2 separate regions of the Homo sapiens genome follow, and region 1 is linked to region 2. A link is a loop called in an ENCODE intact Hi-C map of the cell type or tissue named here. Cell type or tissue: B cell. All regions are shown on one strand. Each heading gives the region's core, and the rest is flanking DNA. Links, peaks and the distances in the headings are about the cores only.

Region 1 (16,996 bases), core at 4,733-12,732, 1.7 Mb after region 2:
TAATTATTAACTGGAAAAACAATTATGTTAACAATGCCATTTTCCTCCAGTGTCTGAGGTACTATCTAGCTAGTTCATTACTTGGCTTACCATATACAATGAATGTCTTTTTTTCCTTTTCTCATTTGCTTCCTGATATTTTGAAAGCATGAGTTACTGCCGGGAAACAAGGGATACAGAAAAGACAGAGAAATGTATTAAGTGACAGTAGAAGACAGAGGAATGTATTAAATTACAGCAACTGCATATGTTTAAAAATTTTCAGAACATTTTAAATGAGAATTTTTATGTTAATTTAAAAAATTAGTTGCTATATAGCTTCTAATTTAAAATTTTCACATGGTCTAGAAGCAAAATTTACTAGAACTCCAGTGATGAGTTTATTTAAAACAAACAAAAAATATACCAATACTAGTTTATTTTCCAAACTATAGTGAGAAGTTGTTATTCATATATCTGGATTTGAATTATACATTTTTCAGCATTCTTACCACAGCACAAAGATTTTTTTCATGCTTAGTAATGTTTAGTGAACAGGAAGGACTTAATATAACAATCAGTAAGAAAGAATTCTAGCTTTCTAGCTGTAGTATTATCATATGAAAAAGATTTTTTTTTCCTTGAGACAGAGTCTTACTTGCTCTGTCACCCAGGCTGTAGTGCAGTGGTGCCATCTCAGCCCACTGCAACCTCCACCTCCTGGGTTCAAGTGATTCTCGTGCCTCGGCCTCCCAAGTAGCTGGGATTACAGGTGTGCATCACCATGCCAGGCTAATTTTTTTTTTTATTTTTAGTAGAGACAAGTTCTCACCATGTTGGAAAGGCTGGTCTTGAACTCCTGACCTCAAGTGATCTGCCTGCCTCAGTCTCCCAAAGTGCTGGGATTACAGGCATGAGCCACCATGCCGGGCTTGAAAAATATTTTCTGTAAAGCATTTCTACCATAACTTCTTGAGACTTAAAACAGAGAAAAACATATTCATTGAGAAAATGCAGTTTTGATTTTTTATTGTTTAGATCAAGAATACGAACATTGAAACCAATTACTCATAAAGGGTGCTTCCTCTAGACCTTCTTATTGTCCTGAATTCCTATTTCATTAGCAAAAGTACATTTACATGAAATATATATATATATATATATATATATATTTCATATATATGAATCTGGCATAAATATGGATGCATACTTCCCATTATTAAAATTAGAATTCTTTAAACAAAACAAAATTTTCCTCTATTTTCAATTCTTGTCACTTCTGCCATTTGCTGCTTGAAGTCCTTAAAAAATATTATGTCTTCTGAATGCTTTCTAAGACTATAGAGAATATTGGTTGAATGAGGTTTAGAGTTGGCTAAAGGAGGGCTTTTTTGACCAGAAGTTGATTCTCTGAAGTTTTTTGTGTGTCTTTAACTTGTTTTTTTCCACTGATTAATCTTTCATAGTATGTAGTTATAATGGTAACCATCACGTACATCTGACCTACAATAAAGAAGAAAATGGACAGAAAAAAGATTATTAACTTTTCTTCCTTTTTTGTTCTTCTGTAGGTCTCATTCCTGTCAGTTAGACTTGAGGTCATGCTATTTCCTGTTGGGGTCACGAGGATGAATTAGTGATTAGACACTTAGGTGCTGGACTCAAAGGGACCTGGCTCCATCACATGCAAACTTTTTGTAAAAGAAGGTACATTGTTTTATAATGTGCGTTTTTGGTTGAATATTAAACTAAAACTTGAGAGCAATCTAGCTCAGGTAGACACTGGTGTCCTGAAATCATTTGCAATACATTTAAACTAAGATATACTAGATAAAGATATTAAAACAAAAGAAAAGGTTTAGATTTTATTCCATATTTCATTTATATTTTTACCAAACACCTATTGAATATCTAATATGTTCTAGGGAATGGACTTGGATCTAGAAACTTAAGAGTGAATGTGCAAATGCCTAGAATCTGTTCTGGTAAGAAATTCACTTCAGTAAAAAACAATACTAATATTATCAATAATAATCCATAATGTGATTTTTTAAAGCCAACTCATTTAATCTATTATATCTATATAATAGATTAGATTATAATCTAGACTGTATAATCTATAGTCTAGATTATAGACATTTAATAAAAACAAATTGAATTTTGTAAAAAAAGTACTTAATATACCTAGTAAAGTTTTATATGCCAAGTTTGTATTTTAATAATATTTTTATTTTAATAAATATCAGGAAGAAATAAACATAAAACATAGGAAGTGCATGTTCAGGTTATCTATTGTCATATTACAAACCACCTGAAAACTCAGTCGTATAAAACAACAATTATTTTTAAATTTTTGAACAGCTTTATATATAATTGACATATAATAAACTGCACATTTTAAAGTGCACACTTTGATAAGCATACATAGGTACACACCTGTGAAACCATCGCCAAAATCAAGATCATGACCGTATCCACAAATTTCATGATTCTGTAGGTCAAGGATTAGAGCAGCCATAAGCAGAGAGTTTGTCCCTGATACACGATGTTTTTGGCCACAGCTGTAGTTGTTTGGATAGCTGGGGGCTCCTGGGATGGCTAGAGTGGGATCATATGCCTGGAGTCTTCATTCTTCTCCATTGGATGTTTGCTGGGATGAGAAGGTCCAAGATAGTCCTTTGATAATGTGTCGTGGTGCCTGGGCTGGGATGGCTGAAACACAGGAGACCTAGCAGAAATTCTCTATACTCACCGCCATCTCCGGATAGTCAGACTTCTCACTCGGCAGCTGGCTTCCCCCAGGTCCGAAGTTCAAGAGACTTTCAAAAGACAGGAAGTGAAAGCTGCCAGTCTCTTTCAGCCTGAGCCCGAGACACTGGCACAGTTTTACTTCCACTATGCTTTATTGGTCAAAGCAGTCTCTGAGCCCACCCAGATTCTGGGAAAGAAGGACATTGACACCACCTCTTGATGAGATAATGTCAAAGAATTTTGACCATCTTTAAAGCACCACAACGCATGTTGGATATTCTATATTCCTGAGTGAAAGAAGACTTCAATTTGGTCACATGAACAAACTATTTCTGTGTTTTACAAGGGCAATAGTAGGGAAAGGAGGTGGTAGTAATATCAGAATTTCCATCAACTCTTCTGTCTTCGTTGCTGTTTATCAAGTAATGTTCTTCAAACAAACTGGAGTTGCTATGCCTTGATATGGTATAAATGAGTGTGTTTTGGATACAAATACACATGGTAAAGGTAATATGGTAAATACCATTGTTTATTTATATTATTTATATTATATTTATATTGTTTATTTATATTAATGGTATACTTTAGCCAAGTAAGTTTTTATCAAGATTCCAAAATATTATTGAGACATAATCAATTCAGTAAAAAACTATTTGAGATGGACACATCGGATTCTAGTGATGTTACTCCCCCAGGGTCTTACCCTATTGGGAATCTATTGTATAACTCACATATAACTGTACCTTTGGCCAGGCGTGTTGGCTCACGCCTGTAATCCCAGCACTTTGAGAGGCTGAGGTGGGTGGATCAATGGGTCAGGAGATCAAGACCATCCTGGCCAACATGGTGAAATCCCATCTTTACAAAAATTAGCTGGGTGTGGTGGCACACGCCTGTAATCCCAGCTACTCGGAAGGCTGAAGCAGGAGAATCGCTTGAACCCAGGAGGTGGAGATTACAGTGAGCCAAGATCGTGCCATTGCACTCCAGCCTGGTGACAGAACAAGACTTTGTCTAAAAAACAAACAAACAACTGTACCTTTATAAAAATTCCATCTTTTAAAAGTCTATAAATGGATCTGTTACATTTTAACAAACTACTAGAGGTAATTTCAAATAGATCACTTCAAATTTTCTGAATAAATATAATCTGTTGTGAGGATAGCATCTTGAAGAAATGTTATCAAGCCGTGGTAAAAATATATCTTTCCTTATATGTTCAACCACCATGTGAAATGTGTGAATCTAGCATAAAATGCAGTAAAAAAAAATTTTTTTTAAGTCAGTGAAATAAACTAAGTAAATTTTTCAAGAGAATGTTTTTATTGTGATCTTTTGAGTAGCACAAGGGAAACACAAAGTATAAATACGGTTTTTATACATGGAAAGGGGACACGTGACTCATTTAAGAGGAGCTAAATAATTATTAACAATTGTTTGTATTATTTAAATATTTGTTCAATGGCAGTGGCTACTACTTGTAAAGAAAGAGATACCCCATATCATCCTTTTGGATTCCACTTAACCATAAATAGTCATCTTGGTGGCCCAGTGGCCCTTGTTTCATAAATTTCTCACTGTACCACCATCCTAAAACATCTCTTCTGGCTAAAGCACACAGGAATGCAAAGAAGGAAGATAGACTCTTTATGAGTGCACATGTCCTTGCATACCTGTATTTCTATATCAGGGAGATCACAAAGAACCATTAAAAATGTAAGCCATTTGGAACACTAGAGCTAGAGGAGTGGCCAGATGGTAAAGATCTTGATCATATAGTACATCTGAAGGTGATGTATAGGGGCAGGAAGTATCTGCCACAGAACAGAGTTTAAGGCAGCGACATTCCTTGGGAGAGAAGTGGCAGCACTAAAAACAAGCAGTGAAAGCACCACATTTCCTTTGTTTTGGGTATCTTATACCTTTGGTTACTGAATGCTAAAGTCAAATCTCACGTCTGTTTCTTTAAGAAGCTCATGTCAAGATTTTTATTATTATTTTTTATTTTTTACAAGGTTATATCATTTCCATGGAGTTGGGGGATCACGTAACCAAGGTGAAAAGCAATTAAAATTAATTATTGTGATAGAGGTTAAGCTAGGTTAAAATACCTACCCAACCATCAACATTCCAGACTTCTAATGGAGATCTGTGTGTGCAGGGTGGTAAATAAGGGTTTGGCGTGTGGGGTATTAATTAATTAGCATCAGAAGAGAGAGAAGTCACACATGGTAGACAGTAAATATAGCTGGAGAAAAAAGACTCAAAAATATTTCTGTATTGCTGAGCCTTAAGTTCTAGAGTTTCAAACATGCTTGTTCAAAATGTAGCTTCTTTGTTCGTGGTCAACAAATTCCTCCCAGATGATGTCAGAAAGAGTGCCTTTATCTTTGGAACCCAGTGCAGGCCTAAAGTTTATTTCATATGGTATCAATACTTACTGAGAGTGTTTTATATATGATCCATTGTGCTAGGTTTTCAGGACACAGCCATGAAAAAGACAGGTTTCCTGCCCTTGAGAAGCACACAGGCAATAGGCAAGATTTTAAACATAATTAAATATAACAGAAAATGACCTAAAAAAGGAAATTCATATCTCAGAGAAGATTTAAGTGTTAAAAGATACAACAAAATTTAAATGTGAAGAAAAAGTGTTAGAAGAATCCAAGGCAGAATTTCTAACTATCAAAGTAGTTAAAATTTTGATAAATTTGACAACATAAAAGTAAAAAGTTATGCATGGCAAATAATACTCTAAGTAAAGCCAAAAGAAAAATGACAAACTGAGAAAAAATGTTTGCCACTCATAAATCAATGATTAAACTCCCTAAAGAGTTTTTATAAATCAATTTTTTAAAAAACCAACATCCCAGTAGAACCCAAGCAAAGAACATAGACTATTTAGAAAAAAGAAAATACAAATGGCTCTTAAATATATTAAAATATGATCAATGTTATTTTAAAAATGGAAATACAAATTAAAATTATACCATTTTCTACCAATTAGATTAGCAAAAATCAGAAAGTTTAATAACATAGTATTAGTCAAGGTGTAGGAGAATAGTGACTTCATATATTACTGCTGGAAGTGTGTAGGTTAGTGAAATCTCCCAGATAACCATTTTGTAATATCTATCAAAACTGTAAGTGCATATTCTCTTATATCCGGAAATTCTAATTTTAGGAACTCATCCCACAGATACAATCACACATGAAAAGTGACATATTTACATCATTATTAATTACAACATTGTTTATAATAGCAAAAGAGGAGAAACAACCTGAATGTCCATCAGTAGAGGTTGGGTCAAATAAAACAACATATACCCACATGACGGATTACTATGTGTTTTGGTTATCTATTGATAGTCACAAACTACCCAAAACATAGTGGCTTAAAACAATAACAATTATTTATTTTCTCTCACAATTCCATGGGTGACTGGGCTTAGTTGAGAAGTTCTGTTCTGTGTGATGTCCACTAGGGTCATCACAGGGTCATCTGGAGAGTTAAATCAGCTGGAATATCCAAGATGGCTCCCTCACATGCCTGTTAGTTGGTGCTGGCTGTTGGACGGGAAATCAGCATGGATTGTTGAACTGGAGGGTTTTAGCATTAGCTTTCTTCCATGTGGCCTCTCTTCATAGCTTGGGCTTCTTCCAGCATGGTGGCTAGCTTCCAACAGAGAGTTTTCTCAGGACATAAAGTTGTAGATATCTTAAGATCTCAAAAGCTGTAGATCTCAGAAATTATACAGCATCACTGCTACCTCATTCTATAGAGAAAAATAAGTTTCAGAGCCAGCCCAGATACAACGGGAGAAAAGTGGACTCTACCTCTTAATTAGAGAAGTGGCCAGGAATTTGTGGCAGTCTCTAATCTATACTATGTATCTATAAAATAGAAAGAGGTAATACTTTATGTATGGATTTGGAATCATTTCTAGTACCTATTGTTAAGTGATGGGTGTATATCAGTACAGTATAGTGATACGTACATAATATAATATACTATGTATGTATGCAAAAAGTATGGGCACAGGGGAAGATGCAAGATTAATTACTTACATATTACATTAATATCTTTAGAAAATACACAAGAAACTGTGTAGTTAAGCACAAGAGTGTAAGAATGGTCACTAATTTATCTTTGTGCCTGGTGAAGTTTGAATAATATGAATGTATTACCTTATTTTAAAAGTTAAACTCTAAAAATTATAACAAGTATTATAGGCTACATTTCCTGAACTAAAAATTAAGAGATATTTGGTAGAAAGCAGGAAATTTGAAATACATTCCTAAAATATCTATCATTTTGATAGTGATTATATTCACAATGTGACTGACAGAGGAAGAGAATGATCCAGGGTGGCCACAACAAAGGGATGGCTTTTGAGCTAGGTCTTGAAGAGTGAAATGATGACCTATAAATATTGGCAAGTTGCAGTAAGAAGACTGAAAAGGATCGAACCTGATGGTTTTCTTTTTTTTCTTTTCTTTTTTTTTTCTTTGAGAGAGAGTCTTGCTGTGTCGCCCAGGCTGGAGTACAGTGGTGTGATCTCAGCTCACTACAACCTCTGCCTCCCAGGTTCAAGCAATTCTCCTGCCTCAGCCTCCTGAGTAACTGGGACTACAGGAGAGTGCCACCACCCCAGGCTAATTTTTGTATTTTTAGTATAGATGGGGTTTCACCATGTTGGCCAGGCTGGTCTTGAACTCCTGACCTCAGGTGATCCACCTGCCTCAGCCTCCCAAAGTGCTAAAATTATAGGCATGAGCCATTGCATGTAGCCTCTATTTTTTATGTGAAAGAAGAGGCAAAGTTATCTCTGAAATATGATTTTTTGAGAATAAAGAGGAAGACTTGAAGAGAATGAAAAAGGTTAACAGCATTTCCATAGGAAATGAATTTAAAAAGTAAGAACAAGTAGAATAGCCAGGTCAAAAAATACATGAATTTGCCACACTGTCATCAACACAGCGATGAGATTTTTGTCTGCCTACTCAGTTACAGAGGAAACAGATCGTGAACTGACACAGGGTTGAGGATGAACAGCACAGGTGTGGGAGGAGGATGAAGGAATGTGAAAGGACACTGATGTGAGAGATGTTAAAAGCCATTGACCATGCAGTCCTGCATGGAAACCCAGAAGAAACAGGAGACAATGGAAACTCAGCAGCACCCATACAGACTCAGAGATGGTAATGGGAGAGGAGGTAGTGAAGTTAGATGAACAGAAAATAATTTGATTATTGGTTTGAAGTTGAAGATTTCAAACATGAAACAATTCTGGGTGAAGATACAACCTAGACTAGAATGACTGACCATGGAGTTCTGCTTCTAATACTGGCTGTTGGAAAGCTATTGATGCTGTTTTATTTGGAGACATTACTTTTTGACTGAAAAATATAAATTGGATAGGCACCCTTAAAAACCTGGGGCATAGTTCTAGTGATCATATTTTATAAACCCAAATTAAAGCAGATGGCTTAGCAATAGCCCCTACATTTTGGTAATTTGTTGATGTATTTATATGAAAAGACAAAATAATATGTAACATATAACAATATATTGGTTCTATGTCAGAAAACTCAGGAACCACAGTTTCTGTAGCCATTATAGCAGTAACTTTTAGAATGACAAATAACAATGAGGCAAAAAATTAAATACTTCCAAACATGCTTAAAATACAACAATTTTGAGTTAGACTGTAAACTTCTTGAGAGAAGAGACCATTTATGAACTCCTGTGTTTCAATACTCCTTTTGCACAATTGTTCCCTTCATCACTACCAATATTTAGGACAGTATGGGCCAACAGTAAGAGATAAATAATACTTCTTGTTTAAATTCTTGGTTGGTGATTTTATCTATCTCTTTTGGGGAGGTGCATTCCAGCTAGAATAACTTAATTTTTTTATCCCCCAGAAGGATGGGTGTATTCTTTCTTGTTCTACTGCTAGTTTAAAGAACAGGCGACTTCCCTGCTCAGATTCCAAATTCCTTAGGAAAACAAGAAGCGACAACAAAACCACACCAGTAACTTCCACTCACATGTCAGTTTTAAAACAACTTGGGAAAGGTCAGTCTATTTGACTTCCTTCTATTGTTGAATTTACCCAGTTCCTGATTATATTACAGTCAGGTGGTGATTTTTAAAGGATATTCCTTTATCTGTTTCAGTTTTCTAAGCGACATAAATTAACCAGGAGCTTTCTTTTCACACTGAATACTGTTTGTCTTGGGAAAAGATTAGCTGTGATTTAAAATTTTTTTAAAAAACCTGTTCTCTTTAGCTCTTGCCTTTGCAAGCACACCGATAGCACTGGAGTGGGAACCCGTTGAAGAGATAGGTAGAAGGGAGCCAAGGAAAGCTCACCAGTGACACGAAGAGGTCACTGGTGTGTACTGTATCTCAATTTCACTGCCAAGGACACTCCTTAGTGGATTAAGCACTAAATTTAGACTTACTGAAATTATAGTCTTAGCCTTCAAACTAGGATTTCAGTTTGTTTTGATTTCTATTATCTCAAAGTTATTAGGTTTGTCCCAATTATCTGAAAACACACATTTATACTATGCAGTGGCTGAGTATAATGTGTAGAAAATTGTTCCTTAGGAAATCTTTTTAGTCTATCTTATGAACAATTCAGAATAATATATTATTTTTATATTTATCATTTTATTGATTGTTATTTTACTTTTCAGTTACCAATGCTACTCTAAATTTTCTATGGTTTTCTATATAATCTCTATATAATCTCCATATTTTTAGTACATTACATTTTTTTACCTTTATTATTATTATTTTTATCTCCCACTTGGCTTGGCTGCTTTAGTACATTTTTAAATGCTGCACAGACAATATCTGATAGTTAAAGTAGAATTCAATGTTTTCTTTTTTTTTAACTTTTAACTTCTGGGGTACAAGTGCAGCTTTGTTACATAGGTAAACTTGTATCCTGGGGGTTTTGTTGTTGAGATTATTTCATCACCCAGGTATTAAGCATAGTACCCATTAGTTATTTTTCCTGATCCTTTTCCTCCTCCCTCTCTCCACCCTTTCAAAGGCCCATGTGTCTTGTTGCCCTCTGTGTGTCCATGTGTTCTCATCATTTAGCTCCCACTTATAAGTGAGAATATGTGGTATTTGGTTTTCTGTTCCTGCATTAGTTTGCTGTGAATAATGGCCTTTAGCTCCATCTCTGTCTCTGCAAAAGGATACAAACTCCTTCTTTTTTATGGCCATATAGTATTCCTTGGTGTATATATACCATATTTTCAACATGAAAAAGGGGTGGAATATCAAAATCATCATTTGAAAAAAGAAATCCACAAAACTGGGTGGGAGTGGTCTGGGAGGAGATTGTGCTGGATGAGGAGATGTGTTTAGAGCATAACTTACTTTCTTTCTTTCTTTGTTTCTTTGTCTCTCTTTCTCTTTCTTTCATTTTTTTTTTTTCAGACAGAGTCTCTGCTTGCTCTGTCACCCAGTTTGGAGGGCAGTGGCACGATCGTGGATAACTGCAGCCTCGACCTCCCAAGCTGAAGCAGTCCTACCACCTCAGCCTGCCAAGTAACTGGGATTACAGGTGCACACCCCCATTCCTGGCTTTCTTTGTTTTTTCTGGTATAGATGAGGTGTTGCTGTGTTCCCCAGATGGTCTCAAACTCCTAGGCACAAGTGATCTTCCCGCCTTAGCCTCCCAAATTGTTGGGATTACAGATGTGAGCTGCTACGCCAGGCCTAGAGCATAAATTCTCAGATTACTTGAATGTGTTTCATGGGTAAACCTGCTTTTAGACTTCAATAATACTACTTACCAGAATAATGTTCCAGAGGCAATTTAGTATATGTTGGTCATCAGTGTTTAGGAATTGGGTAACCAAACCAGCAAGCTTAAAGTAACGGACAAGGAGTGCAGAGCAATGGTTATGAGCACACATTCTGCTTTGGGGAATTTGCGCAACGTGACCTTGGGCAATTTACCTAGCCTCTCTCTGCCTCAAGTTCCTCACCTGTAAAAGGAGGATAACAGAACTACCTCTTAAGATTGCTGTGAGGATTCATGAGGTAATAATATATGTATCACACGATATTGTGAACATTAATCCTGGCACATAGTAAACACTCAGACATCAACGTGAATACTCTGCCCAGTTTTTAAGTTGGTGTAGACTCCAGATGAACCATAAAACTGGTGGAAGTTTTAAAATAATGCCCATTTCTAGAGGTGGAAAAAAATAGCAAGATCAAAGAGCCCTGGCCTCTATGAAGGGATTGTGAAAGAGGAGAGAGATAATTAAGCATTTGGTTTGTACCAAGGAGGAAACACGTTTAATTTATAGCAGGAAAGGCTTAGTTTCAAGTTGGTAGACTTCCTGGCACATTGCGCTGTAAGATACTATTGAGCTGAAAATTGCAAAGAAAGGAGAACTTACTCAATGTCAGTCAAGATGGCATTAGTAAACTTGGAAGCTTCCCTGCATCTTTTTTGGATATGAAGTATAATGATTTGACATAAATATACTACTGCCTAAAACAAAAGAGCTGGATTCTACCACTATTAGAGTCACTTAACAGGGAGAATCACTTCACCCTGGGTCTCCTGATAGCAATTCAGTAACTAAGTTCCCTTGGTTGAGTTCCAAGACCAGTAATTCTTATAAGGAGGTTCACTCTAGAGCAAATAGTGTTTATGGTGATGTTTAAGCCTTACCCACATTCAATTTGAATTACAATGGAAAGTAAAAGTATTTGACATCTAATAATCCATTTACATTTGTTAGTGATCTCAATTTAAATCACCGTGCCTATGGCCTGACAGATGAGTTACTAGATTTTGATTTTCCTGAGGTTTATAATGTTTTAAAACTCATTAACATTTTAAATATTTACTATCTCATTTTATTACATAAAGCAGCACACAAACAAACTGAAAATTATTTCTAAACCAAATTTAATCCAGAACAGTTATTAAAACAATATATGTTAAAAAATGACATTTTAAAAAGCAAATGTGAAGAAGATACAGAGAAATACTGGAGTATCCATTGTCAGAATGATTTAATTTCAGTTCAAAGGGATTTGAAGATCAGTTAATTTGTCCATCCTTCGTCATGTTATACACAGGCTGCCTCTTTGCATGTTCCTTGAAGTTGTGCAGGACAGAGCCTGTGTGGCCTCGCCCAGTGCCCTGGTGATAGATGGGAAAATGGACTTAAATGCACTTGCCCCAGGCTTCTTAAAATGTTTGATTTCTTGTTGACTTCTTGGGTGCTTTCCAAACTCCACAGTGTTGAAATAAAAGTTGACCTGCTAAATCTAAATTCACATTCTATACCAGGACATGTTGTCTGGTTAAAATGAGAACCTTGGAGGATATTATATTAAGTGAAATAATCCAGGCATAGAGAGACAAATACTGCATGTTCTCACTCATTTATGGAAGGCAAAAAAGTTGACCTCATGGAAGTAGAGAGTAGAATAGTGGCTCCTAGAGGCTGGGAAAGTTGTGTGTGTTAGGGGTGGGGTGGTAGGGAGCTAGCCAGAGGTTGATTAGCAAATACTAAGTTACTGCTAGATAGGAGGAATAAATCTTAGTGTTCTATGGCACTATAGAATGACTATAACTAACAAAAATTTACTTTCAATTTTTGTGAATAATTTATATTCAAAACCTACAAGAGTGGATTTTGAATGCTCCCAACACAAAGAAATAAAGTTTTGAGGTGATGAATTTGCTATTTACCCTGATTCGATCCCTACACAGTGTGTAGGTGTGTCAAAATATCACATGGTACCCCATAAGTATGTACAATTATTATGTCAATTAAAAATAAAAGGAAATAATCACTAGTGAAGACAAAACTGATTTAAATCTTAAAAACTTTATGCTCTCCAAATATCTAAATGCTTTCAAAACAGAATTTCAAAATGCATCCAGAGGAAGGACATAGAATAGAGTAGAAAAAATAGTGCATAGCTGTTTGGATAGCAATAGCAGTAAACCTGTTTTTTTAAAAAATGAACAGTTCCCTTGAGGTAGAAAGTAGGTAGGAGCACGTGGAAGAAGCTCAGGCCTGGAGCCATTTGGTGGCATCAACCTCTGGTGATTTGAGAGCTGCTCTGCCACCTGCGGTGCTCTCAGCAGTTCCTGTCTCATTGTCTTAATTTTATGGGATCCTGGTTTAGGTAACCTCACAGAAGCAACGATTCTTTGAGGAATCTATAAAATGTAACTTAGAGAAGTCATTGAGCGATAGCTGAAGGAGACACTGGGGAAAATTGAGAATGTGAGCAACAGCAAGCAGAGGTAGCACTAAGATATTTATTTTTGCATTTGCGGAAATGCATCTAACTTATATGTTATGTAACTTGTATCCTTTGGACTTCAAAATGCATTGAAATATATGCAAATAGAAACTTTTAACCTCTTTTTCTTTTCTGTCCTGGTGAATTATTTGTACCATGGTCATTGTGATACAATTTCTGACATTTATCCACCATGAAGGGCAAGAAATATCATATACTTCTTTGGCATTCCTTACATGTACAGCATTATGATGGGGGTAGGACAGAGTTTTATTACATTTGTCTCATATTATTAAGGTAAAGGAAAGGGAGAGATGAATCCCTAGTTTTCTAGGTTCCTGTTTATTGTCCCAAATATACCATGTATGTGTTTTTTCATTTGTCAAAGCTTATCAATTGAGTGTGAAACTCTATTTTCATTCATAGTCCACAAAGACTTACTCTAAATTGCAACCTATTGCAGTGGAAAACAAACAAAGAAAAACAAAAACAGGCTGGCTGGCACTGAAAGTGCTGGCAGGCTGAAGCAGTAATCTGTTGGTAATTTTATAAGATTTCTTTGCTGATTACTATTTGGGCAGTGTCCACATCACTGATGAGTTCACACACTCACAGCTGTTCTAGGAGCAAGACAACATCTCCAAAAACAGACAAGGATTATTCTGACCATTTAAAAAGCTGGTTCCTGCTAATAGTATTGTTGATGATCTTCTACGAGAATTTCAATTAAATGAAAATCAAATGCCAGCTCTCAGAGGCCATATGGTGTCATGAAGGAAAAGCCGCACACCCATAGTCAAGGAGCCCTGGTTCCTGCCCTGGCATTGCCAACAACTAACTGAGAAAGACAGTGATCAGCTCATGCATGCACAGACCTAGGCAAAGATCTTTAGAATCAGAGAGAAAGGACCTGCTGCTGTGGTAACCCAAAGAAACTGAGGAAAAGCTTATATTAGACTGAGAAGAAGAACAGACACATCTGAGAGGACAGAAAGGAAGGATTGGGCTCGAAGAGAAAACTGCAGAGAACACCTCCAAGTGCGGAAACAATAACTCATTAGTGCCTATAGAATGCCAAGCACTTTTTAAAAATAACTCATTAATATTTTTATTGGAACATGTAATGAATCGATCACCATCCTTTCAAATTTCATGCATTGACATCACTCAGCAGTTGCCGCATTGCAATGCCAAAGGGCCAAGCACTTTCATCTAGTATTTCTAATAGATAAAACAAACTTCCACCAGAATGTGTAATTGCGGTTGTTGAGGAAACTGAGATTCAGAGAGGTTGAATTCTTGGAGACACACAGCTGCTGCATGGCACCCCTCCTCTTACTGGAGATTTGGGCAAAGCTTTCAGATGATTCAAGCTCTCCTGAGTGAAGGGAGCCTATCGACTATGAAGATTCTCATTCTGTGTAGTCTGAAATGTTCTCACTTGACGGTAAAATGCTTCCTATTCTTTACATAGCTTGCACTGAGAAGAGAGCTACCAAAAAGAAGGAAGGAAGAGAGGAAGAAGAGGAGGAATCTGAGAGAAGAAAGTAAAGAAGAAAGGAAAAGGTAGAAAGAAAATAAACTAAAAGGTAAGAAATAAAGGGAAGAACTAGTGGGGCCAAGAGAATAAAAGGAATCTGAATAAAGATTCTATTTTCTGAAGAGTAATAAAATACCTTTCACTATGTCCTGACCCCAGGTACAGGGGCCTGTTTTCTCCAGATGTAATAACTGCTTCAAAGGAAGCTTCAGACCAGGAGCAAGTAACTTTGCCAAGTCAAGGAACTGCAAAATGGACACTCCACACTACAGAAAGCATTTATTTTGAAGAATTAGATCTATTTTCTTCATTTGCCTGGTAAATTCAGGCTAGTTTTCACCATAATATTATTATAACTTTTATACAAGATCTGCTATAAAATTTTATGTAAACTAAGTGTTTAATAATAGGGACCCACAGAACAATTCTAGGATGTTAAATTCTTTTCAGAGAGGAAAGCTAAGCGTGGCCATTGTACATGTGTGTTTAATGATCTTCTGTGCTTGCTATTATAATTATATCACAGTCATTAGTTTACTCACAAAGACTTGCAAATACGATATATGAATATAGAATATATTACTATTATAATAATTTTTTCTTGAGACAAAGTACTGCTTTGTCACCCAGGCTGGAGTGCAGTTGCACGATCTCAGCTCACAGCATTCTCTGCCTCCCAGGTTCAACGGATTCTCCTGCCTCAGCTTCCCAAGTAGCTGGGATTATAGGCATGCACCACCACACCTGGCTAATTTTTTTGCATTTTTCATAGAGACAAGGTTTCACCATGTTGTCCAGGCTGGTCTCGAACTCCTGGCTTCAAGTGATCTGCCCGCCTCAGCCTCCCAGAATGCTGGGATTACAGGTGGAAGCCACTGTGCCCAGCAACAATTATAATAATTTTAACAACTAACTTGAATTAAACCCATTATTTCTTAGCATAGCCTTCTCCAATCAAATTAAAACTGCACCCCTAACACTGTCCCCTATACCTATTACTTTTTTAATAGACTAATTGCCACTCTAAAATTTTACCTTACATATTGTTGTTGGTCTCCTTTCAGAAAATATAAACTGTCTGGGGCCAGAGTTGCTCTGTTTTGTTCCCTGCTGTATCTCCAGGACCTGGCTCAGGGCCTGCATGAAATAGGTGCTAGTAACTAGTCATCGAATGAATTCATGAACAAATGATGAGTGAATACGTGAGCAAATGAATGTCATGTTCCAAGAACTACAGTTTTACTTACCTATGTTTTTTAGCGGATTGTCACATCATTCTAAGGTAGGAAGTCATCTTTAGAATGACTGAGTTACTTGCCCAAAGTCTCACAGGTATTAAATATCAGGGCATGATCCAGGCCTTCTGATTCCAAAGCCCTTCAACAACTATGCTATGAAATAATAGTTCTTGTGTGTGTGTGTGTGTGTGTGTGTGTGTCTGTGTGTGTGTGTGCACATGCATGCATTTAGATTGCCTGCAGTTAGATCGCCCTAAACTTACTGATTAAATAAAAAAAAACACTCAGTTATATGCAATCAAAAGATGATGACAAGACAAAATGGAACAGTTAAAAGATAAAAATAAATGTTTAGCTTTCTTTAGTTACTGCTAAAAAGAGAATTGCTTGTGGGAGTGGGAGAAAAAAACAAAACAGTGAAATTCTCCTTTTTCACATTTTTTCATACCATGGTGCACACATAATTCAATTTACCATTTTCCCTTAAATAAACTAAATATGTAAAAATACTCTTTTTCCAATGTGCAACATAGCATATCTTGTCATCGTATAGTATCAGTATTAGTTCATCATGCTCTTCAGGGTAAGAAAAGTCTTGATTTTTTTTTTTTTTTTTTTTTTTTTTGAGACCGTGTCTCGCTCTGTCACCCAGGCTGGAGTGCAGTGGTGCAATCTCGGCTCACTGCAACATCCACCTCCTGGGTTCAAGTGATTCTCCTGCCTCAGCATCCCAAGTAGCTGGGACTACAGGCATGTGCCACCACGCCCAGCTAATTTTTTGTATTTTTAGTAGAGACAGGGTTTCACCATGTTAGCCAGGATGGTCTCGATCTCATGACCTCATGATCGATCCACCCACTTCATCCTCCCGAAGAGCTAGGATTATAGGCGTGAGCCACTGCTCCTGGCCTTGATTTTCATTTCTTACCTAGACCATCTGTTTTCAACTCTCTACTCTTGACTCCATTCAAAGTAGGGATGCACCATAAATATGTCCACTTTGCGGTCTGAGAAGGTGTCAGGTGTTCCTGAGCAATACACTGGTGGTCTCAGAATAGAAAAGTTGAACTAGTGAGGTGTAAAACATAGTATGTTTGAGTATGGTGGTGATGTCAATAGGATAGTTATTTAAATTTTACTTTTCTTTTTCCAGTCTCTTAAGTTAAATTTAAA
Region 2 (16,996 bases), core at 3,703-11,702:
GCATGTGTCTTTTATTCTCTGCTCAAAGGCACATGTGTTGAATATGTTGAATATGTTAATTTCTGTTTTCTTCAGGGAATATTAGCTTGTCTTGTTGAGATTTTCTTCCATCACTGTAAGCAGAACACAAAAGTTCCTGGCTGAGTATAGAAAGTGTTGGAAAATGCATTCTAGGTGGAAGGAGGCCGAGTGGGAGATGTGATTGGTCCCACTTCTCCAGGGAAGTCTTGTTAAATTCCACAGGAGGTGACAAGCTTGGAAACATCTGGCATTGACTGACATCTGAGCTCTAGCCTTTCTGAGTCTGACTCAGAACTGGGGCCTGAGATTCTTCTTTGGTTCTTACTGTTTCTAAGACTTTACATATTTGCCACCATAATAAACCTGTATGTCAGTAATGTCTTTCTACAGTATCCACAATAATTGTTAGCAGAAGTTGATAGTGACAGTTGTAGGAAAACGACCTACTGCCCTTTATCCCTTTTTGTGTCATTAGTCCCTTTGTAATCTAATGAAGCCTTCAGACTGCTTCTTAGAGTGTGTTCTAAAATGCATACAATAAAATATATAGAAATTAAAAGGAGACTAATATATTTAAAAACCAAATGTAATATAATAATGTATATGCTTCTTTACTAATCCCTTAACTAACAAGATCTAAAGGTGGATCTAATAGTTACCATAATTTTGAGTTATTGGTGAATTTAAATAGTGTCATGAGATATCAGCAGCAGCTAAAATATAATATGCAAATCTGTGATTTCTTCCATTGATTGTGTAGATTAAACCAATTGTTTGCAGCTCTTCCAATCAAGAGTGGAGTCTATCTCTCTACTCCTTGAGTCTGGGCTGGTCTTGATCAGTAAAATGGATATGACATTGCTGAGCTCCAAGCCTAGGCTTAAGAGACCGTGTGCTTTTCATTCTTGCTCTCTTAAAGCTGCCGTTATGTGAACAACCTGGACTAGCCTTGTTGAGTTAAGACCCCACATGGAGGGAGAGGCCCAGCCTTCCCGGCCAGCCCCAGACATCTGAGTGAGCTCAACCAATATATGTCACATGGAGCAGAGATGAGCTGTCCAGGTTGAATCCAGCCTGAATTGCCAACCCATGAAAGCATGAGCAATAAATGGTTATTGTTTTAAATGAATACATTTGGGGTGGTTTTTGTTTTGTTTTGTTTTGGGACAGAGTCTCACTCTGTCACCAGGCTGGAGTGCAGTGTGCAATCTTGGCTCACTGCAACCTCCGCCTCCCAGGTTCAAGCGATTCTCCTGCCTCAGCCTCCCTAGTAGCTGGGACTACAGGCACATGCCACCACGCCCAGCTATTTTTTGTATTTTTAGTAGAGATGGGGTTTCACCACACTGGCCAGGCTGGTCTCGAACTCCTGACCTTGTGATCCACCCACCTTGGCCTCCCAAAGTGCTGGGATTACAGGCATGAGCCACCACGCCCGGCCTGGGCCTTGTTATAATAGCAATTGATAACTGATACAGTGATCAAGTGATAGATTCAATAATACTACTGTGATTTGGTGCCTACACTCATTGCTGAAGGAAATGTTAAATTTCCACTGGAGGCTAAAAGATATTAAAGTCATTCATGGTCTTCACAACATGAATGTTTCTGGCCTTGTAGCATTCCTGCCTTCTCAATAAAATTTCTTTAAATGTAGTTCTGGGAATTGGTTTCCTTTAGTCTTCCTTCTACTGTTTTATACGTTTTTCACCAACTGCTATAGATTCCTTGTGGCATCTCAGTTGTTTCTCAGGGGCTCAGAATTGGGCCTGAATCTAAAAATCTTGGTTATAAAGTCAAGTTGTCCTGAATGATTCCCTGTGGCCACATGTAGATTCTAAATAGTTCTGAACACTGGAAATTGGTTGCTTTGATTATATGTTGCCCTAGGTTTAATGTCTGCTATTGGACCCACAAAGAGGGCAAACATGTGCTGGGTCAGCTATGAGAGGAATACACCTACGTTCGTAAGCCTCATCTGCCTCCTCATCCACGAGCTCCCGTTGGGTGAAAAATGGTTGACGGCTTCTAATCTCTTCAAGCATCTTCTGGGCCAACACCAGCTTCTCAGAGATTTCCTTGGGGCTAAGTTCATGCTCTTCCCCATAATAGAGCATCTTGTTGTTGATCTCTGAAAGGAAGAACATGGTGAAACAAGGCAGCAGGGAGAGATGACCAGGCACTAGAAATGCAAGGGAGCAAGGGCTGTGGGCAAAGGGCAGGGCTGATCCTGAAATGGAAAGAGAGACTCATTCAAAAGCAGCGTGCTAGTGTTCATGCTGTGAATCCCAGCGAGCATGGAAGCTCATCATCTATTCCACGAAGGAGAAAGACACGAGGAAACCACTCTTCTCTGCTTCCCATGCGGGGTCTTCAGAATGGGAACTGGCTAATGCAAAGCCTGCTCTGCTCTCATCCTCATCTGGTTTCCACAGTGATTTGAGAATGCTAATATTTAGCGTTAAATATTGTAACTTGATATTCAAGGCATCCAAATCTACAGTCTTTGATCAGCCTTTTATATAACATACTTAACTTGGAGAAAATGCTCAGAGATCACTCCTGTCATGGGTGAGATTATTAATGTGTGGAGTTATTAATTGTATTTTAGACAAAGATTTGATCAAAGCTTTAAGCCCAAATGAGAGCATATTGATAGCTGTCCAAATGAGTCTTTCAAATTATTTCACAGGCTAAATACAAAATGAGGGTTTGTTATAATATGATGTGAGCTTTTGCTCATTGATAGTTATTTTTTGGCAGTTGCTGTTTGCCTTCTAGAGCGTGACTACTCTAGGTCATTTTCACCCCACTTCCATAAGTCAGGTGGAGAATTTTAGAACTGGAGGGACCACTGAGGCTCAAAGGGATTAGGTGACCTGTCTAAATATTAGCAGACTGAAATACGTCTTTGAATCCCTCATTCCTACTACATATGATGAGAAGGAAGGTATGTAATTGTCACCTTGTTCTACTGCAGCTCCAAGAGGAAGCATTTTATCTTGCTGGCATAAATGAAATTGCGTGTCTGTGGTTTACTATGATCTATGTGGTTGACCAGACAAGATGGGTAAACAAACATTGGTGTCACATAAATCATACCAGGATAAGGGGTTGTATTTTATGTGGATAATAGCTTGAAGGTCGCCAGCGGTTATTTTAGAGATGGTTGGGAATAAGGAATGACATGTAATTGGTGTCTTACAGCATTCCAGAATTATATAAAGGGATTAAACATCCACTCCTCAAGTAAAGTCTAAAATATTAACCTGCGAAATAAACTAAATGTAAATATTTTTTCCTCAGCTCTAGCACTTGTGATGCTGAATTCTCTGGCATTTTGGTGCAAGTCTTATATTTATAATTTTGGCCTGTTTTAGTTTAGCTACTTGCAGTATAGATTAGAAAAGGGAAATACAGACAATAGTATTTTTGCCTTTGGTTTTTGGAGACGATTCACACATTATTTTAAAAATTTAAAAGCTGTTAGAAGTTATTGTTTCCCATTTACATTTCCTTTGCATTTTTTCATCTTTTCCCATGCTTAAAGGATCAAATAAGAGGGTTCAGATCCTTTGCAAATGAAACACTTTTGAATCAAAACATGGGTTATAATAGCAAAGGTGAATTATTTTCTCTGAATGGCTTACTAGGGTCCTGGCATTTGCTGCCTAAAGAGGCATTTATTTCTTAGTTGGATAAGGTCATGTTATCTTCTAGGTTCAATCTCACTTTTTGAACAAATCAATAGTAACTCTAAAATGCTATAGAAAAAGAATATTTTGTCAGGAAACTCAAAAATATGAGCCATGAGAGAGTATGTGAGTGAGGAGTGTTTGGATTGCATGTCATTTGCTTTTATTGTTTATAATAGACATCAAAGGAAACATGACAAATGATTAATCTTGCTTTTATGTATCCCTTTGCATGCAATATGCCCCAGTATAAAGACATGAATCTTCCACTGTGGGTCCCTTTATCGCTACTGTGCCCTGGGATGCACTTGGTGTTGTCATCCAGCCCTTAATATATAGTATAATAAAAACTATGGAAATGCAGATACTGGATCTTAGCAAACTCTCACCCAAGGAAATCTTCTTTATCCTATAACAGATGAAATCTGCTGTTTTCTGCTGGTAAATTGAAGGCCAACTATTAGTGCACTATTAAAATAGTCTTCAAGATTATCCTGCATGTATTGCAAGTGAGAGCACAAATTAAGCAAACCTCCAAGAGGGAAGGTACAATCATTCACAATGCTTTAGGACAAAGAAATCTCCCACAGCCCCGCTCCTTCCTTTTCTTCTGGGTTGGGGCCCAAGCATGTTGCCTGATTGGCCTTTGGGAAAGCCCATCATAGAAAGAGCTTGTGATGATTTGGGTCAACTGATAGTTTACTGGCATTCTAAAAGCAATGTTTTCTCTGCAAATAACTGAGAAAAATCTGTGACTCCTACTCAACTCTTGCATTTTAGAGACACCACAGCATGCAATCTCCTCTGTCAGAAGGTTATTCTGTGAAATGCCTAAAAAGGGAATGATTTTATACATTGATTATTGAACATCAACAGATAGTAAGTAGGGATGAGTGCTCAGAAATTCCAGATAAACAAACTTGAAATGAAGACCTTATACAAGTTTAAACCTATAATACTGTACCAACAAGTTCCTGGCACACAGCAAACACTTAACAGTAGCCATTATGCCTACTGATGTTAATAACATAAGTGTTTCCTTGATATTAAACTGAACCAGAAGAGAATATATTTACCTTGGATTTTATCCCTCATATCATGGGCTTGCTCTACCAGCTGACTTGCGTGGTTAATGGTGTCCATGCTTTCCTTCTGAACAAGTTGTCCTTTTCTGGAGGCTTGATTTTCCTACAAATAATCCGTATAAAGGCTAGATTAAATGTATGAGAAAAGAATGTTGTATAAGCACAGATAGGGGTGGGTGGGCATAATGTATTTCCTAAACGTAAATCTTCCTGGCATGTGAAAGTTCTATAACACATGAAATCATCCCAAAAATAATGCATGAAAGGTAATGTGATGGCCAGTTTTACTTTTAAAAAATTTTTTAATTTTTCCGTAAGTTATTGGGGTATAGGTGGTATTTGGTTACATGAGTAAGTTCTTTAGTGGTGATTTGTTAGACTTTGGTGCACCCATCACCCGAGCAGTATACACTGCACCATATTTGTAGTCTTTTATCCCTCCCCACTCCACTCTTCCCTGCAAGTCCCCAAAGTCCATTGTATCATTCTTATGCCTCTGCGTCCTCATAGCTTAGCTCCCACGTATCAGTTAGGACATACAATGTTTGGTTTTCCATTCCTAAGTTACTTCACTTGATGGCCAGTTTTAGAATGACAGAATGCTATAAAATCTGGTGCTATTCCTATATCATCAGTCACAGTTCAGTCCCAACCAACTGCCTTTCATATGTAATTTATTCTTCAAATTTTTACTGTATCTCAAGTTGCTGGACTAGAAAATTGCCCATGTCTGCTTATCATTTTGACATTGTGCTGACTGAAGAGCTTAAAGTTTCAAAGAGAAAATTGTTGAAAAAATAGGCAGACCTTGAAATGCACCATGCTTCCAGTGGCTCCTGGGTGGTCCAACCACTGCTGAAATTGAATTACCACAGAGATTTCAAGGATTATTCTCACTGGCCTAACATGCTGTTTTCAGTGCTTCATTCCAAATTCCCATCAACATTGATGGCACTTGTGTACAAATAACTGCTCAAGCAGATTTGGCTCAGCGTGAATGGAGCTCTTCTCCGAGAAGCTGATTCCATTCTCTCAACTTGGGAGATTCTGTTTCAGAGATCTCACACAGTATTTGTCAAAAATAATGCCCAACTCAAATGTGGCCTCTGAAGAAAGGGTTTGTGTGGGCGTCTGTGTGTATGTGTGTGTTTTTGTGTGCGTGGTGAAGGACAGAATGTGATCTAAGAGCACAGAAATGATTCAAGGCTAGGACACCACCCTGTATGCACAGCATGGGCGACATGTACTTACTTTTGGGATTTGAAGGACTGATCTATGGGTTATATTTAAGAGGAAGAGAAGTTCTTTAGTCTGGCATTTGGTCGAATGCCCACTTGCCTTGTCTGTTGCTTTTTTGGCTCAGCTCTTTAAAAACTGCTACAATACGTGAAGGAGCTGTGGGGTGATCTGCCACACAGAGCGCTGGTAGACCCATTATACAGAGTTTCCTGAGGATAGGGAAGTGGTTGTTTTAAACTTCTCTCCTTTCATCCAGTATTCTACCCAGAGGATTATGCCATGATTTTACCGGGAACGTTTTTACACTCTCCAGGAATAACCCAAGCAAGTGGCCCTCTCAGATGGTCAAGGAAGAGAATGCAGAAATGGTATTATAACAAACACATGCCCAGAGGCTTTTTATTGGAGAAGGGTAATCCCCTCCCTACAGAGCAAGGCTCCTGTAGTCACAGAGCCCACTGTGCAGCGGCAATGTGGTCATCAGTCCCTTCATAAACTGTGGGCTCTCTGAATGGACACTGTCTTCTGAGTCATTATACTCCTTCCTGCAATTCCAGTCTTCTTCTTGGCTTGTTCCAGTGCTTTCCAGAAAAACAGTATTTGTGGTCATTTTAAAATTAAATATGCAGAAACTATAATAAATCTTAATATTACTCCTCCCTGCTTTTAAAAAATACGGACACAAGCATTTAAAATTTTAGAATTTTTAATGAGTTGATCTTTGATCCAGTTTAAGTTATATTTGCAAAGCACAACACCCCTAGTTTTTACTTTGGCTTGATACTTCAGAGTAAAGCTCTATTGTTATTCCTATGTCATTAAACTTATTATTTTTTGATATGGAAACTTCAGTTGAAGTGATGAGAGACAGCTGAAAAATGTCATGCCTATAAGAAAACCTCTTCTTTTTGACAAACGCCAGAGGGCGCTAAGATACAGGTAGATAGAGATATATAGCTATTGATATACTGTATATATGACTGGATCAGTGGCAAAGAGGAACATCTATTCCTTTACATTGTAAGATGACTGAATTGAACCTATAGTGATGGCTTATATGAATGTTTATTTTTCCTGTAACTTTGCCTGTGGAAGGAAAATAATGATATAGGCACGTGGGAAAACAGGTGCGCCTCGGTTTAAGAAAAGCTGAAATTAAAAAATTACCTTGTAACTGTAAACTAGTTGGTGGTTTACATTACAAATGTATTAGTCATTTGCTCATCTCAACAGAAAATTCTTCTTGTACATATTTGACATAAAAGTGGCAAGGATGTCTTGGTAATATAGTACATAAAAGGTAGATGACGTGAGGATGATAACCAATATCTAGGGTGATCATATATTTTATGGTTCAACCTGGGGCATTTTTGCACATGAAAGGGAGAACTTTTAGTAATTATTCTGGGACACAAGCATAAACAGCAACAGTCCTGGACAAACCAATAGTAGGAATATTGGTGTGCTACTTCAGAATTTGTACAGTAATATCTACTTCTGCCTACCTCCTAAACATTAATGACCCTAAATTCCTTTCCAGCCCTGATTACCCTCTGAATTGCAGATTCACATCTCTATCTGCCCTCTGTGCCATCACAGATATTTCACTTTTAAAATGTCCAGAGTAATCCATTCGTGTTCGTAGTCTTAGTCATCCACGTCTCAGGATGGAGCTTCTCTCTTTGCCATTTCTCACCTCCAACTGGTCACCAAGTCTGTTTCATTCCACCTGCCACTCTGGCCTCTCTTCCTCTTTTCCATGACCACAGTCTCAGTTCATCCTTGTTCTGTGCAAATTCTTTTCAAATGAAGGCAAGACAGCAACCCACTGCTCTCTTCTCTAGACCACTGTGGCGGTCTCCTAAGCAGTGCCCCTATTGTCAGTCTTCACTGGCTAGTCTATCATCCACACTGCAGAGGGACGTTTCTAAAGTGCAAATCTAATCAGCTCATTGTTCTGGGTAAATACCTGAATGACTTCCAGAGTCCACAGGCTGAAGTCCCCATGTTCACGAGCGTGTTTGGGAAGGTTCTTCACAATTGGGCCTCTGACAGCTTCTTCAGCATTATCTCCTCCTCTCTCTGCCTTACAATGAATCTTCCACAAGGCCACAGTTCCAGTCCCAAGAACTTAGCACGCTGCTTCACATCTATCTGTTCTCATAGTACTTACCCCTTGCTTGGGAGTATCTGATAAACTCCTACTCATTCTCAATATACAGGCCAATACTCACCTTCTCTGAGAAGCCTTTCCTAGTGTACCCATGCCAAAATATTTCACTATTTCTTCCTTAGAGTTACCGTTTAGCCTGTACCATGTTTCTCTTATTAAATGCTGTATCATAATTATGTTTTTACTTATCTGTTTCCCTGCTAGACTGAAGCATCTTGAAAACAGGGCCTTATTATATTTCAGGATACCTAGCACCTAGCACACTAACTGTCACAGGCCGGGCGCGGTGGCTCACGCCTGTAATTCCAGCACTTTGGGAGGCCGAGGCGGGTGGATCACGAGGTCAGGAATTTGAGACCAACCTGACCAACATGGTGAAGCCCCATCTCTACTAAAAATACAAAAAGTAGCCGGACGTGGTGGCACATGCCTGTAATCCCAGCTACTCAGGAGGCTGAGGCAGGAGAATTGCTTGAACCCAGGAGGCAGAGGTTGCAGTGAGCCGAGATTGCGCCACTGCACACCAGCCTAGATGACAGAGCGAGACTCTGTCTGAAAATAAATAAATAAATAAATAAATAAATAAATAAATATTATATACAGATGTTCAATAATGCTTCTGGAATAGAAATGTAAACAGTTATCCCTCAGCATCCATGGGAGATTGGTTCCAGGACCCCACAGATACCAAAATTCATGGTTGTTCAAGTTTCTTACATAGAATGGTGTAGTATTTGCAATACTATAACCTATGCACATCCCCCTATATATATTATATCTAAATTACCTCTAATACCTAATGCAATGCCTATACATCACTTCGTTCATATGGATTCAAAGTAATACTCAGCATATGGTAAATTTGTATTTTGCGTTTTGGAACTTTGTGGAATTTTTCCAAATATTTTTAAGCCATGATTGAATCTATGAATACAGAGGGCCAACTGTACTTAATTTTCTCCTGCCTTTTTGGCAGGACCAGAGATGAGGTTCAGATGCTTTTGATGCTTGGAGATAGCCTACTTTCCTTTTAGTCCTGTGGGTCTCTCTGCATGAGTTGTCATTCAGGTAGCTTCTGCTGTGGTTCAAGGAGTAGAAGTGGAGGAGATGGTGCAGTACCTCCTGAGCCGCCCTTGGAGACTGTGCTTTGTAACTCTGGGCTCTGCAGTGGACCTTCAAGATCCAGATGGTGAGGGGCAGCACTGAGATTGGGAGAGGGCCACATCTCACCTCTGCTTGTAGCCCAGTGACACTCTGACCTTGAGCACAGTGGCTCTGGGAACATGGAAAAGTAGAATCTTGGCACGATCTTTGGAATTTTCATTGCAGACAAGATCAGCAGCACCAAAGGGAGCATCTTTTGAGCACTGGGTATTTATGAACACAGATGGATGGGCATCCTTTAGGGGAATCCCAGACATAAGTGGTGGGAAAGGGCTGTAGGACTTCCCAGTAGAAGGCTGGAGAATTTAGAAAGGGAAGTTCAGACAAAACCCGTAGCTAGGTGGATGTAACTTGTGAGATTTGGGTCACATGAAATCCATGTGGCAGGTAATTTGCAAAAAGTGGTATTACTTATCAAGTTCAAGGGGCAATATTACTGATTTTTATACACAATGAACTCCTTTACTCTATTTAAAGCCAAATATTAGTTACTTTCTTGATAGAAGGCTTTCTAAGACACAGCTTTCCTTAAATCTAAGAATCAGTCATGGACTTTTCTAGAGCAAGGGCTTGAAGAATGCTTAAAAAGTCATTAAGACCAGCCCTGGGCATTTGTTTTGAAATGTTTCAGCAGGTTTTTGCACCATCAGGACTGTGGTCAGAACATTATATTCAATAAAAATAGATGGAAACAGCTGGGTGAAAGTTCCTAGTAGCTTTATCATCAACCTCCTGTGTTGGTGGTCTGCCCTTCTTGTCCGGGAGCCTTTTCTACTGTGATGTTAACTTTCAAGCGTACATTATTTCCTCTCCACGAAAGCCTGCATTTAGCTTACATTAGAAGTGGGGAAATTGTACAACAAAAGGATCAGGAATTCTGCCTGGGCTGTGGGAGGAGCTAATCTTGGTGAAAACATTTCCTCAGATGTTTTCTTGAAAATTCTTTCCTCAAGAAAGAATTAAGGCTGGGCGTGGTGGTTCATGCCTGTAATCCTAGCACTTTGGGAGGCTGAGGTGAGCTGATCACCTGAGGTCAAGAGTTTGAGACCAGCCTGGCTAACATGGTGAAACTCTGTCTTTACTAAAAATACAAAAATTAGCCAGGCGTGGTGGTGTGTGCCTGTAATCCCAGCTACCCAGGAGGCTGAGGCAGGAGAATCACTGGAACCCGGGAGGCGGAGGCTGCAGTGAGCCGAGATCACGCCACTGCACTCCAGCCTGGGCAACAAAGCGAGACTCCATCTCAAAAAAAAAAAAAAAAAAAGAAAAAAGAATTAAGATAGTTTTAGCAAGTTTCAACCATATCTGATACCAACATGAAGTAACAATGAGTTTCCACAAATATTTATTTCTTGGTATTTCCTTTACTATTTAAGAGATTTCACTGCTCTTCAAGCACTAGTGGTTGGATTAATATGTGCCATTGCCGGGAACTAGGGACACAATTTTCATGATAATCTCTTAAAGGGTTTGGGGTCCAAGGTCAAAAGAGAATACTATTGTTATTTTATTTTTTTAAAATTTTTGTTGATCATGAGAATTGTTTATAATGTCAACTACCAGTTTTGGAAAGCGGCAATTCTGAAGTACTCTGGCCAGTACTGGTGGAATATCATTAGAAAAAAAAAAAAAAACTGTGTTAAACATTCTAATATGCTAAATATGGTGCCTCGTGACTTAGTTTGTAAAATTAGTATAGCACATGGATGGATGTTTTTCCATTAGGCTGTTGCGGAGTGCGTTGAATAGCCTTTCACATTGACTCTGCTCATGTTTTAATGTTTTTCCTGTTAATTCCTGACAGCTTTTACAAGTTGTATTTTTCTCAATATTTTTCTCTGTCTAGTTGTCTTTTTTGTTTATTTAGTTGTTTTATTGGATATTTGAAATTTTATCTTGTCAAATCTATCTTTTTATTGAAATTCTTTATGTTGTATTTAAGTGTTCTGTTATTCCCTTTGAAGATTTAATAAGTAGTTTGTTCTATTTTCTTGTGGATTTGAGATTTATACTCAACTCTTTAAACGGGCTAATTTATTTTAGTCTGTGGTATAAAGTGATGGTTGAAAGTGGTTTTTTCCCTGCCAAAGAGCGAAATTGCTTTCTCAGGACAATTCCCTTTCTTTCCATTTATCATTTAATGTATACTTTAACCAATATTTAAATTTTATATTCTATATAATAAATTTTAATTCTGGATGCTCTGTAGCTCTTAGTCATAAGATGCCTTGGCAAACACCTGAATGACCATCCTAATTAAACAAATCAACCGTATCAACCCACCGCAAATACACAGAAAATTCTCCACAAACATAGCTTTTCAAGAAAAACAATCAAAACGAGAGGAGACGGTAGAGACTGAGTATGTTAACTTTCTCCACAGGTCTGGTCTTGATTTATTTTAAGGCACATGGGTCACTGCATTTTTTCTGGGCTGTGTTAAGCCTCAGTCGTTTGTGACCAGCCAGCCTCACATCAGCTAAATCCTTTCTTTGAAGGCTGTCCCAGAAACTGAATACATACATACGTACCTTTTCAACTAATTCCTCTACGTCAGACAGAAGGCTTTTCATCGTGTTCTCAGCATTGTTGATTTGTATCTTTCTTAGGGCGTATTGGTTTTCTCTTTCTGACAATTTTGTCTGCAGAAGAATGTGTTTTGAGAATAGTCAATGGGCACACCAGGTTTTAAAAAATGTACATAAAACTCTTTCAGTGTAAGAGGACTCAGAGTAGAGTGTGAGGCTCTTTTCTCAAAATAGTGGGGTCCGCAGGCTGCTGCAGCCTGATATGAAGGGTGGGGTCTGCAGAGGGGACTGAGGCCCTTAGGGGCTAAAATTCTGCAAGCTCCACTCACTAGACCAGGGATGCTGGTCAGGGGCTGGGTTGACCATGGGGAAAGGGCTCCTTTTTCTAATTTGTACAAAGGTACAATATAGGCTGGTGGTGGCCCTGGGTGTCTGAGCTTTAGAATTTTAATTTTGTTAGGTCTGGAAGAACTGACCAACCCATCAGTATTGATGTAAATGGAGTATAGAAATTAACTTTCCTCATTTTAATGCAAGTCTCTTTATTTCAGACCCCTGGCTTTCTCCTTTTTCATTTTCGAGGAGTTGGGTCTAAATGCGGCTTTACTGAGATTACTTGGGAGTGAGCCCTTCAATCTTGACACTGACTTCCTGTCTGCCATAATGATTCCTGTCTTGAAGTTGTGCCTTTGAGGAAAGAGAATCTGAGTGGTTTCAGGAGGCCTGGATCTGGGTGACTCCCCTGGGGGGTAGTGTCTTCATGTGTTCCAACAGGTAATTTTGGACAAGAACAATTTCAAAGTTTAGAATAAAATTCACACCAAGATTCTATCCAGGCTACAATACAATTTTTGTTTTTGCTTACACTTTACATATTTGGCCAACTGCTATGGATATCATTTGCACCTCCAAAAAGCAATGAGTACTTAGTATGCCAGGTACTGTTCTAACTTCTGTACATATATCAATTCACTGAATTCTCTCAACAGCTCATGAGATAGAGGCAATAATTATTCAGGAAACTGAGGAATTATAGAGGTTAAATAACTTACCTACGGTCACACAGCTAGTGGGTGTCAGAGCTGGGATTTGAATACAAGCAACCTAGTTTCAACGTCCATGCTCTCAATCATTTTCCTAAATTGACTAACAAAGCAAAACAATGTGCTGGTATTGAATTCCATTTTCCCTCAGCTAATGATTATTATTTTAAAAATATCCTTTTGTTGTGATAGAAGCCCATGATTTAGTGGGAAAGAAAACTTGTAAATCTTAGCTATACAAGGACCTTTATATAGTCATCCCTTGGTAGTTGTGGGAGATTGGTCCCAGGACCCCGTGGGGATGCTCCAGTTCCTGATACAAAATGGCCTAGTATTTGCAGATAATGTATGCACATCCTCCAGAATACTTTAAATCATCTCTAGATTACTTATAATACCACTTATAATACTAACACAATGTCAATGCTGTGTAAATAGTTGTTACACTGTATTTTTCTTTTTTAATTGTTGCATTATTTTTTATTGTTTTTATAAAATATATTTTCTATCTGTGATTGGTTGAATCTGAGGATGTGGAACCTGTGGATATGGAGGGCCAACTGTATTACTGTTTTTGTTTTTTAATCTGTTGGCTGCTTTTAACTTGTTTACTAGGTATTAACCAGTAGAGCTATGAGGAGAAACAAGGTGTGTGTGAATGTCTGCGTTTGACTGTGAGTATGAGAAAATGAGAGAGAATGTGTGTAAATAAGAAGGAAAGGTGGGTGGGTGGTGGGGTGAGGAGAGACAGAGAAGAAGAAGGATGCTTCTAGACAAACTCAAAACCTTGCAAATTAAGGCTAAGGAAATGGTAGCCTTGCAGTACCTTTTGTGGTAATGACTTAAACAAGTAATGTATGGCTGCGCCAAGGAAATAAGTGTTTCTCTTTCCTCAGTAGTTTTGGGCATAGATACTAGTCTTTTAGTCATTTCATTTCCCATATAACCTCTTTTGTAGACAGTAGTTCTTGTTTTGGCCCAAGCTCATAGTTACAATCAACTTTTCATAATTTCCTATGAAATTACTTATGTTTTCTATGTTAGACCTACAGGTCTAACAACCTGTAATACAGGTATGAGACTCAGATACAAAAAGGGGTAGAAGGAATTACTAGCTGCGGGCCTGTGAAGCCAGGATGAAAACAGAGTGGAAAGTAGAACATTCCTGCGTACTTTGAGGAGGTAGATGGTGGCGTTGATTTCATTCACGTGCCTATGAGCGGCGGCCCCAGAGGATACGCTCAGCACCCCGGATTTGCCTTCCTCGATGGAGAGCGCTGCTAACCGCAGGTCATCAGTCAGGTCCCAGACGCACTTATCACAGCCTGGAGGTGAAACATTTCTTCAGAATCACAAGTCAAAAGCATGCTAAAGGCAGGCCGTTTTAGCAGAACATAAATCTCTATTTCCTTGGTTAATACCATTTTTATTTTTGTCTCATGAAGAGCTGTAATTCTATTCTTGTCAGGCTTTAGTATCTTGCTTGGCATTAGCTAGTGAAGATGGCTATTGGCTAGACGCTCCTCCTCTCCTATTAGCTTTTCTCAGTATTCAGGGGCTAGCACCAGCCTTCTCCCCACCCCAGGGAGGGCACAGCTCCTCCTCACAGCCCCACTTCCTGGCAGGATGAACACTTCAGCACCGGGAGGTCTGAGGTTATCGCTGCGAGAGTCGCTTCCTGACATCTGATGAGGGTACCAAAGTTCAGGCTGAACGTGGGCACATGGGGAGGCAGGTCCCAGTTCCTCATCACTTCTCACTTTTCACATTTGAGTTCCTCTGACCACTGTCATCACCTCCAGAACCCAGGGCCCTCCTGTGACACACTCACAAGGATGGCACTCTGTGTTTCAGAACTGCCTTGATCACCTTTTGCAACGTGCCTGTTCCCGATCTCTTTCCCTCAGATGGTGCTCTCTTCTAGAGACGTGATAAAGGGAGACTGGCGTGTTAATGGTTGTTAATATGTTAATTTGTTATTTGAAGTTTAACATGGTTTTACTTATAAGCTCTCTCAAGGGAATGATTCCCAGCCAGTACTTCAGGCTTGGTGGGGGAGATGCTTAGGACCAGGCAGGCATCTTGATGTTCTTAAATTGGCCTTGTCTAGGGGCCACCTGTTCAATCAGGGTGTAAACTTGGCATTACTTGTGCCTCACATCCTATGGCATCTTCTAAGATGTAATCCAATGGTAAGGTTAATCTCGTCTGCTCCGAGGGACTGAGAGACCAAGATACATCTGTTTGGGGGAGGGGATGCCTACTATTAAAATAGTTTTTAAACCAAAAGTTTTGTTCCTAGTGTAACTCCTCATGATTTAATTAACAGGAGAGCCAGAGAAAACCAGGAGAGATAAAAGGCAGTTCCATTTTGTAAAGCCTGAATATTTACTTCTGCTCCCACTTCAGATTTGAGGTAACTTGGGAGAAGCCACTTAAATCTCTTGGTATCTCAGTTTCCCCAGGTGTTGTAAATTGTTTGTACGTCGTATTTTCAGGGACCTGAAGAGACGATATAGGAAAAGGAGCTGAAAAGAGCTCTGTCACTGGGAGTTGTGTTTCTGACTTTGCCTTTAGCCATTAGGTAAGATTCTGAATGTAAAGACTGGATAAAATAGAGCTATGCAAATGTAAACCACCCATTTGCCCTAGGGAATCAAGTGGACCACCAAGTACTTGGTGCAGGCTCCATTTGCTGAGGTGCAGAAAGGGTTAAGTCCAGGGGTGGGACTCAGCAGTTTCTAGAGAGTGATATTGCATAGCTTTTCTTAATCCCACACCTGCAGCACATTAGAGAAAGTGGGGTTAGTCAATCATGTACTGTTATTTTTACTTATGGTTGGGCAGTCCATGCCTGTAGGGGGTTCAAAACCTTCTTCCAAGCATTCTCCGGTTACACTGTCACATGGGCCTCCCCCGCAGTTGCACACTGTGGGAAACAAAAACAAGAGACGAGAAATGCACTTCTTAATGCTTAAAATATGGCAATATTTTCCTGGTTTCTAGAAACACTAGCTATCAGTGTATAATTCATCAATGGGAATTAATTACATTCTTCCTTCAGACTGTGTAGAATCTACGATACAGAGATTACGCCCTTCATCCGATTAAGCTCCAGCCCAATGAGATTTTCAAAGGTGACCCTGGGCAAAATTGAATCTAAGTTTTCTAGGATTTCTCTCCCAACTCTTTGGGATTCTGACATGACAGTGCAATTGCTTTAGTCCAAAAATGTCCTGGTAAGTTTCACAAGATACTAAATGACCACGAGCTCATCATTCAACTGGAAATTGAAAGCCATCCCTTCCTTGCAGACTGATACTCCAGTTTAATTTAACTCGGGGGTTGATCATTGCCAGGTGTGAGGGAGGAGCAGCTTAGCAAGGAGTGAGTGAGGAGGCCCAGGAGCGATTCTTGGCTCCCACTGCGCTTGACCCTTGGCAAGACAGACTCCAAACCTCCAAATGACAGCTATGAGTGCAATAAGAATAATGTGCTGCAAGGAATCAGGAACATTTTTACATGAATTTAGAAGACGTGGGAGCCCATTATTCATCTACTGATGATTTTCTGTAATGCCTTTTGGAAAAAGCAAAAACAAAAGCCCAATCTCATCAGACTGTTCAATTTCCACTGAGTTTCTGGGTGGGAACTAATTTGTAATATTTAAAGAGGAATTCTCTTACCATCTATGCTAGCAATTAACTGGAATAGAATTGTGCATTTCCCCCCACTTCTTAACTGTCTTTACAGAATAATCATAAAAACCAGGTTCATGGGAGATCTATTTATTACATTTCATCTGTTTAATGTTCCACAAAATGCAGATTTATTAAATCTTTCAGCAAGATCATGCTTTATTGCTTCTAAAATTAGCTTCTCTTCCAAGAGTGACCTGCATCTTTATAGTTTAAACACAAATTTAGTAAATGTTTTGAGAATCAGGATGTCAACCTTTCAGGCTTTGATTTTGCCAACATTATTTCTGCTGTCCGCCTTCTCTCTCTTTAGCCTGACTAGACACAGTGCTCCTTCCTTTCTGCTGTCA

The links. Peaks named below come from ENCODE experiments on the same cell type or tissue, not always from the same donor. Only the 100,000 strongest peaks of a DNase experiment are listed, where the experiment ranks them.
Region 1: it touches region 2 in a loop (21-fold over the local background); 3 of 110 quality-filtered maps call a loop at or near these places.

The regions. Positions count from the first base shown.
Region 1 is chr6:113,870,579-113,887,574 of GRCh38, forward strand. LOC124901382 (a long non-coding RNA gene) reads left to right here and starts at 2,827. Exons shown (of 3, transcript XR_007059716.1): 1 at 2,827-3,245; 2 at 10,196-14,634; 3 at 14,745-15,208. It overlaps MROCKI (MARCKS cis regulating lncRNA promoter of cytokines and inflammation), which reads right to left and starts at 2,769. Exons shown (of 3, transcript NR_038863.2): 1 at 2,416-2,769; 2 at 91-156. In B cell, for the core only: a CTCF peak has its summit at 9,120; a DNase peak (open chromatin) is centred at 9,103.
Region 2 is chr6:112,173,329-112,190,324 of GRCh38, forward strand. It overlaps LAMA4 (laminin subunit alpha 4), which reads right to left. Exons shown (of 39, transcript NM_001105206.3): 7 at 15,782-15,877; 8 at 14,122-14,273; 9 at 11,909-12,019; 10 at 4,793-4,904; 11 at 1,985-2,152. Among named protein-coding and RNA genes, the nearest start is that of LAMA4-AS1, 55 kb to the right of the region's middle. In B cell, for the core only: CTCF peaks have their summits at 6,954 (motif pointing right) and 7,156; a DNase peak (open chromatin) is centred at 6,963.